Linked DNA regions of Homo sapiens: region 1 is linked to region 2. A link is a loop called in an ENCODE intact Hi-C map of the cell type or tissue named here. Cell type or tissue: MCF 10A. All regions are shown on one strand. Region 1 overlaps RETREG1 (reticulophagy regulator 1). Region 2 overlaps BASP1-AS1 (BASP1 antisense RNA 1).

Region 1 (2,500 bases), 640 kb before region 2:
CTGGGTCAGCTGGGATGCATTCCTTTCAGAGGCTCTCGGGGAGATGGTGTCTCCTGGCTTCTTCCAGCTTCTAGAGGCCACCTGTTTTCCTTCACTCATGGTCCCTAGCTCCATAGTCACAGCCTGCAGCCTCGCATTGTCTCTCTTTGACCTGCCTCCTTCCTAAAAGAACCTTTGTGATGACATGGGGCCACCTGGATACTCCAGGATCATCCACCCATCTCAAGATCCTTGATCCCATCTGCAAAGTCCCTCCTGCCATCTGAGGTCATGTATTCACAGGTTCTGAGTTACGGTATGGACTTCTTTGGTGTGGATGGGACTATTCAGCCTGCCCCAAACACACAATGGTGTGGAAGACGTTCTTTAGCAGCTACTGCTCTTGTACACTCTTCTAACAAGCAGGAACCTTTGCCCTCAGTATTTAACAGGTTAATTTATGCCTGGGAGCCAACAACTCACTAATACCCCCTCTTTCCACACAATCACTTGCAAATTAAGTTATTTTCTAGGATTCACAATTCAAGATGATCTGGAGTCCTCAAGAAAAGGAAAATACTAAGTCAAAAGACTAAGTCAAAGAGCAAGGAGGGAAGGAAAGACTTTGGAGAGCACAAGATAAACAACATTCAAAAGATTTTATATAAGACAGTGGATAGAAACAAACAGTAAAAGGGTCATGAACTCAAAGTACCATTTAGTTCTTAGAGACCTCACAGATGCTTAGCTTGTTTGTCAACTAAAAAACACAACCATTTGTCATTGATTCATGTCATTCATTTGTGAATTTCCTGCCCACCCCCACTTTCTCTGTCATATTCTCCATTGATCTATCCTTCAATCACTTCTCTTAGTTAGTCCCTGTTAATTTTTTTCACTCCCCCTACTACTCTAAAACATATGAGTATCCATGCACACCTGTGCACACAGGTACAGGTATAGAAGTCACCTTTCATCGGACTTTCTTCTTGTAACTAGAACAACGTTAATGCTTTTGCCCTGCTGGAATGTGTAGGTACTAATCACACTTTGGAGCCACACGGCTGGGTTCTGCAGTAGCCAAACTATTCTTAGCTTCTCTGAAACAGATGTCCCATCGCTCACACCCCCTCTAGTGGCAGCCAGCCCTAGAACAGGGCTGAGCATGCACAGACTAAAGACAAAAAAACCTCCCAAGAACTCACAAGAATATTTCCATGCTAGGTGTCACAGCCCTTGTATTGGTATAAATTTTACACAACCTTTCAAATATACAATATTCTGGCTTTGGGAACTGTTCACTTTAAGCATTAGGCATCTACCTTTTTCCTTTAAATGACCATTTGTACTGCCATATCGTAAACTCAGAAACAGAAACAGTGCACACTATGGAAAAAAAAATCCAAAGTCAGTGCAAAAAGAGCAGATAAATAAGTTGTGATATAGTCCACATGATGGAATATCGTACAGCCACAAAATATGAATGAACTACAGCTATACACAGCAACACAACTGATCTTTTTAAAAAACGTGTAAGAAAAAAAAACACTAGTCCTAGAAGAGCACATAAATATGGTACCATTTTGATACACCTCAAAAACAAAAACTTTATTTAGGGATACATATATGTGATTTAAATATATAAATATTCATACTTGGTTTAAATATATACATGTTTATATTTTGTTTAAATATATATCTATACTTTGAATATATAAACATTTATACCTTGTTTAAATATATAAATATTTAGATTAGATTTTGTTTAAATATATTTAGATTTTGTTTAAATGTATGAATATTCATATTTCATTTAAATATAAGCGCGGCTTTTTTTTGAAAAGCAAATGAATGAGGAGCACAAACTTCAGGACCATGCTTGCTTCTGGCAGGCAGCAGGACGGGGTGGGCGGGGGAGCAACTGTATCAGTCCTGATTGGATAATAGGTTCATGTATATTCATTTTATTATGTTTTACAACTTATATATATATTACAAATATCATTCAGTATATTCAATATGATCACTAACATGTACCTAAGGAACATATACAGGTAGGCCGACAGACAGACAGACCTGCCCACTGACAGAACCCAGGGATAGGTTGTTGAAAGAGAGCACGATATTCTCTCAGATTCCCTCTTGTTGTCCAAAGACTACAGTTCGGACCATGAGGATAAGATTTAAATCTTATTCTGGATAATGCAAAGAGTTTCCAAATCTTGAAACATTTTTGGGTTTACACCTAAGTCACCAGAATATGCATTCAACCCTGTCACTTGTACCTGGAGGCTGAACCTTTGAGCTTGCCTCTGAGCCTCAAAAAGCAAGAATTTAAGAACTTTGATCTCACCTGACCTTGGAAATAAATCATTTTTCTTCACCCCAATCCTGTGAGACTTTGTGTCAAAAGACACTCGGCCTGGCTGGGCCCCCCACCTGGAATGATGCTGACATTTCCGAGGCTGGAACCTCTCCGTTGAGCCTCGCTTGTTTCTCTGGACTTTGTCCCTGACCTTGG
Region 2 (2,500 bases):
GGCTGCCATAATGAAGGACTACAAACTGGGTGACCTAAAACAAGAGATCTATTTTCTCCAATTCTGGAGAACAGGAGTCTGAAATCAAGGTGTGGGCAGGCCTGGTTTCTTCCGGAGCTCCTTCCATCTCTCCCAGCTGCTAACAGTCCTTGGTGTTCCTTGGCTAGTGGACGCATCACCCCCCTCTCTCCCTCTGTCGTCCCACCGCGTTCTGTCTCTGCATCTCAGTGTTCAAATCTCCTCTCCTTATAAAGACAGCAGTCACATTGGATGAGCGCCACCTAGTGGCCGAAGTTTAACTTGAGGACAACTGCAAAGACCCTCCTTCCAATAATGTCACATTGGCATGTAAAGAGGGGTTAGGACTTCAACATATTTTTTCGGAGAAGACATACAATTCAACCCAAAACACTGACCAAAACTTCACTTTCCCTGGGCGACCCCAGCATGGCAAGTTCTCTGCGTGAATAAGGCAGTGGTTGTTTAACAGGCGTGCCAGGAGGCTCAGGGAGCAGGAGCTACAGGGACCTGCATTGTATTCTAAGCGACATGAGGGCGCCTTGCTGTAGTTTCTTTCCTGGGTCTTATCATGCCTCTCCTAGCTCTCAGTTGCTCTTCAGCTTGCAATCCAAGACATGTATTTGTAGTTTAATGAACAAATCATATACTTAAAAAAATGGGTTAGTTTAATCTTAAAAAATCAAAGGCTTTAAAAAAGGGATCACAATGTATGTTTCTAGCCTCTTGCATTCACCTTTACCTTTCCTCCTCCATCTGCTACAGTCACAAGGAGAGCATCCACTTGACCTGTAGTCAGGGAGCACTGCTAAAGGTTGTATCTTCACTCAGCTGCAGTCAGCTTGTGACCGCAGATGCGTTATGAAATTAAATGTCCTCCTATTTTAAAGCTTCTACGAGTCATTAAAATTTTTTTGTTTATGGATATCATCAGGAGTGGTAGGGTGGGAGGAGGATAAGGGAAAGAGAAGAGGATGTTTTCAGCTGAGCAGAGGAAGCAAAGTTTGACATTTACAAGACCCGCATGTTATCTCTGGCCTGACCGTCTTGGTTCACATTCTTGTGTGGGTTCAAGTTTCCTGAGCACATGCATATTGACCTTAGTAAGAGGCCAACTCTGGATTGCCACGAGTCAGCTAACTCCTGCTGCCAGAAAATGGATTTTTTTTCTTCAGCAAGAAGTGCCTTGTGCAATTTTTCCTAATCAGGTCTGAAAAATAGTGACCTCTCATTTTGCAAAAACAGTTCACTATTGACAATATTAATAAAAACACGTGAGTTTACATAAATTAAGGGTTTTGGGTCTATTTCTGTGTGCTTTGACTGCAGTGCCTCCTAGTGGACACTTTTATGCTATACAAGTTTCTCATGGTTGATTAGTACTCACAGAAATGTTAAGAATGCATTTGAACAAACTCATTGTTTTCTACAGTAGGTTCCTCTTTTGTTTCTTGTTAGGTTTTAATTTTTCCCCAGCTAAGGTTCACTTCAATACATGACCAAATTGTGTCTATGTACAATCCTCTGATTGTTCAGAGGAAATTTTCTACACCCCCCTTTTCCTCATCTTAGGAGAGAATTTAAAGAGAATAAAATGCGCGCATGAGTAAGTTGCCATAAGAGCTTTTAAACTGTGGTTGGTAACATGATATATGTATCTGGAAAACTAGAATGCTAAAAATACCGCAATAATGAGGCTTTAAAACTAAGATGATTATGACTTAAACATTTAAAAGCAGGGTAGGAATATGAACTCATTCAGCAAGAGTTTGACATCTATTCCATTCTAGAGGGCTTGTGGCAAGTATGTGGGGAGGAATGGCCAATCCCCAGATAAAGGCCACCTGCTTGTTGCTTTCCTGCCTGTGACTTTATCCCCAGATGATTCAGAGAAGATAGGCTCTCCAGCCGCCCGCATGTTCCCTCTCACTGTGGATGTAATTGGGGTTCAGGTGAAAGTCCTCACCTCACTTCCTGGTGTTGTAGCTTCAGGAGTCTGCAGGGTGGCAAAGTCAAGTGATTCGAGCCAGGATTGTCTTACGTGGGGCCCAGCTTTGGAGGGTTCTGAAAGCTCCTTGAAAGTGACTGTAAAGCTATGACAGAGATTCCCAGACTTCGAGATTTTACAAAGAAGCCAAGGAATAAAGAAAGCTTTTAATGGGGGATTAAAGAAAGATGCCCAATTTAAAAAACAACAAACTTTTTTCCCTGTAATAGCGTTAAAAATAAACTACTAACGGGCTGGGTGCAGTGGCTCATGCCTGTAATCCTGGCACTTTGGGAGGCCGAGGCGGGTGGATCACCTGAGGTCAGTAGTTTGAGACTAGCCTGGCCAACATGCCAAAACCCCGCCTCTACTAAAAGTACAAAAATTAGCTGGGCGTGGTGGTGCACAGCTGTAATTCCAGCTATTCAGGAGGCTGAGGCAGGAGAATCGCTTGAACCCAGGAGGCAGAGGTTGCAATGAGCCGGGATTGCGCCA

The links. Hi-C counts contacts between places; a loop is a spot of excess contacts. Peaks named below come from ENCODE experiments on the same cell type or tissue, not always from the same donor. Only the 100,000 strongest peaks of a DNase experiment are listed, where the experiment ranks them.
Region 1: a loop joins it to region 2, with 7 times the contacts of the local background. A loop is called at or near these places in 9 of 110 quality-filtered maps.

The regions. Positions count from the first base shown.
Region 1 is chr5:16,551,814-16,554,313 of GRCh38, forward strand. The region is part of intron 3 of RETREG1 (reticulophagy regulator 1); the gene reads right to left. Among named protein-coding and RNA genes, the nearest start is that of RETREG1-AS1, 63 kb to the right of the region's middle. RefSeq lists a silencer at 907-1,201. In MCF 10A, a CTCF peak has its summit at 1,126; a DNase peak (open chromatin) is centred at 1,098.
Region 2 is chr5:17,189,319-17,191,818 of GRCh38, forward strand. The region is part of intron 1 of BASP1-AS1 (BASP1 antisense RNA 1); the gene reads right to left. Among named protein-coding and RNA genes, the nearest start is that of BASP1-AS1, 27 kb to the right of the region's middle. RefSeq lists a silencer at 962-1,256. In MCF 10A, CTCF peaks have their summits at 298 (motif pointing left), 497 and 1,352 (motif pointing left); DNase peaks (open chromatin) are centred at 273 and 1,353.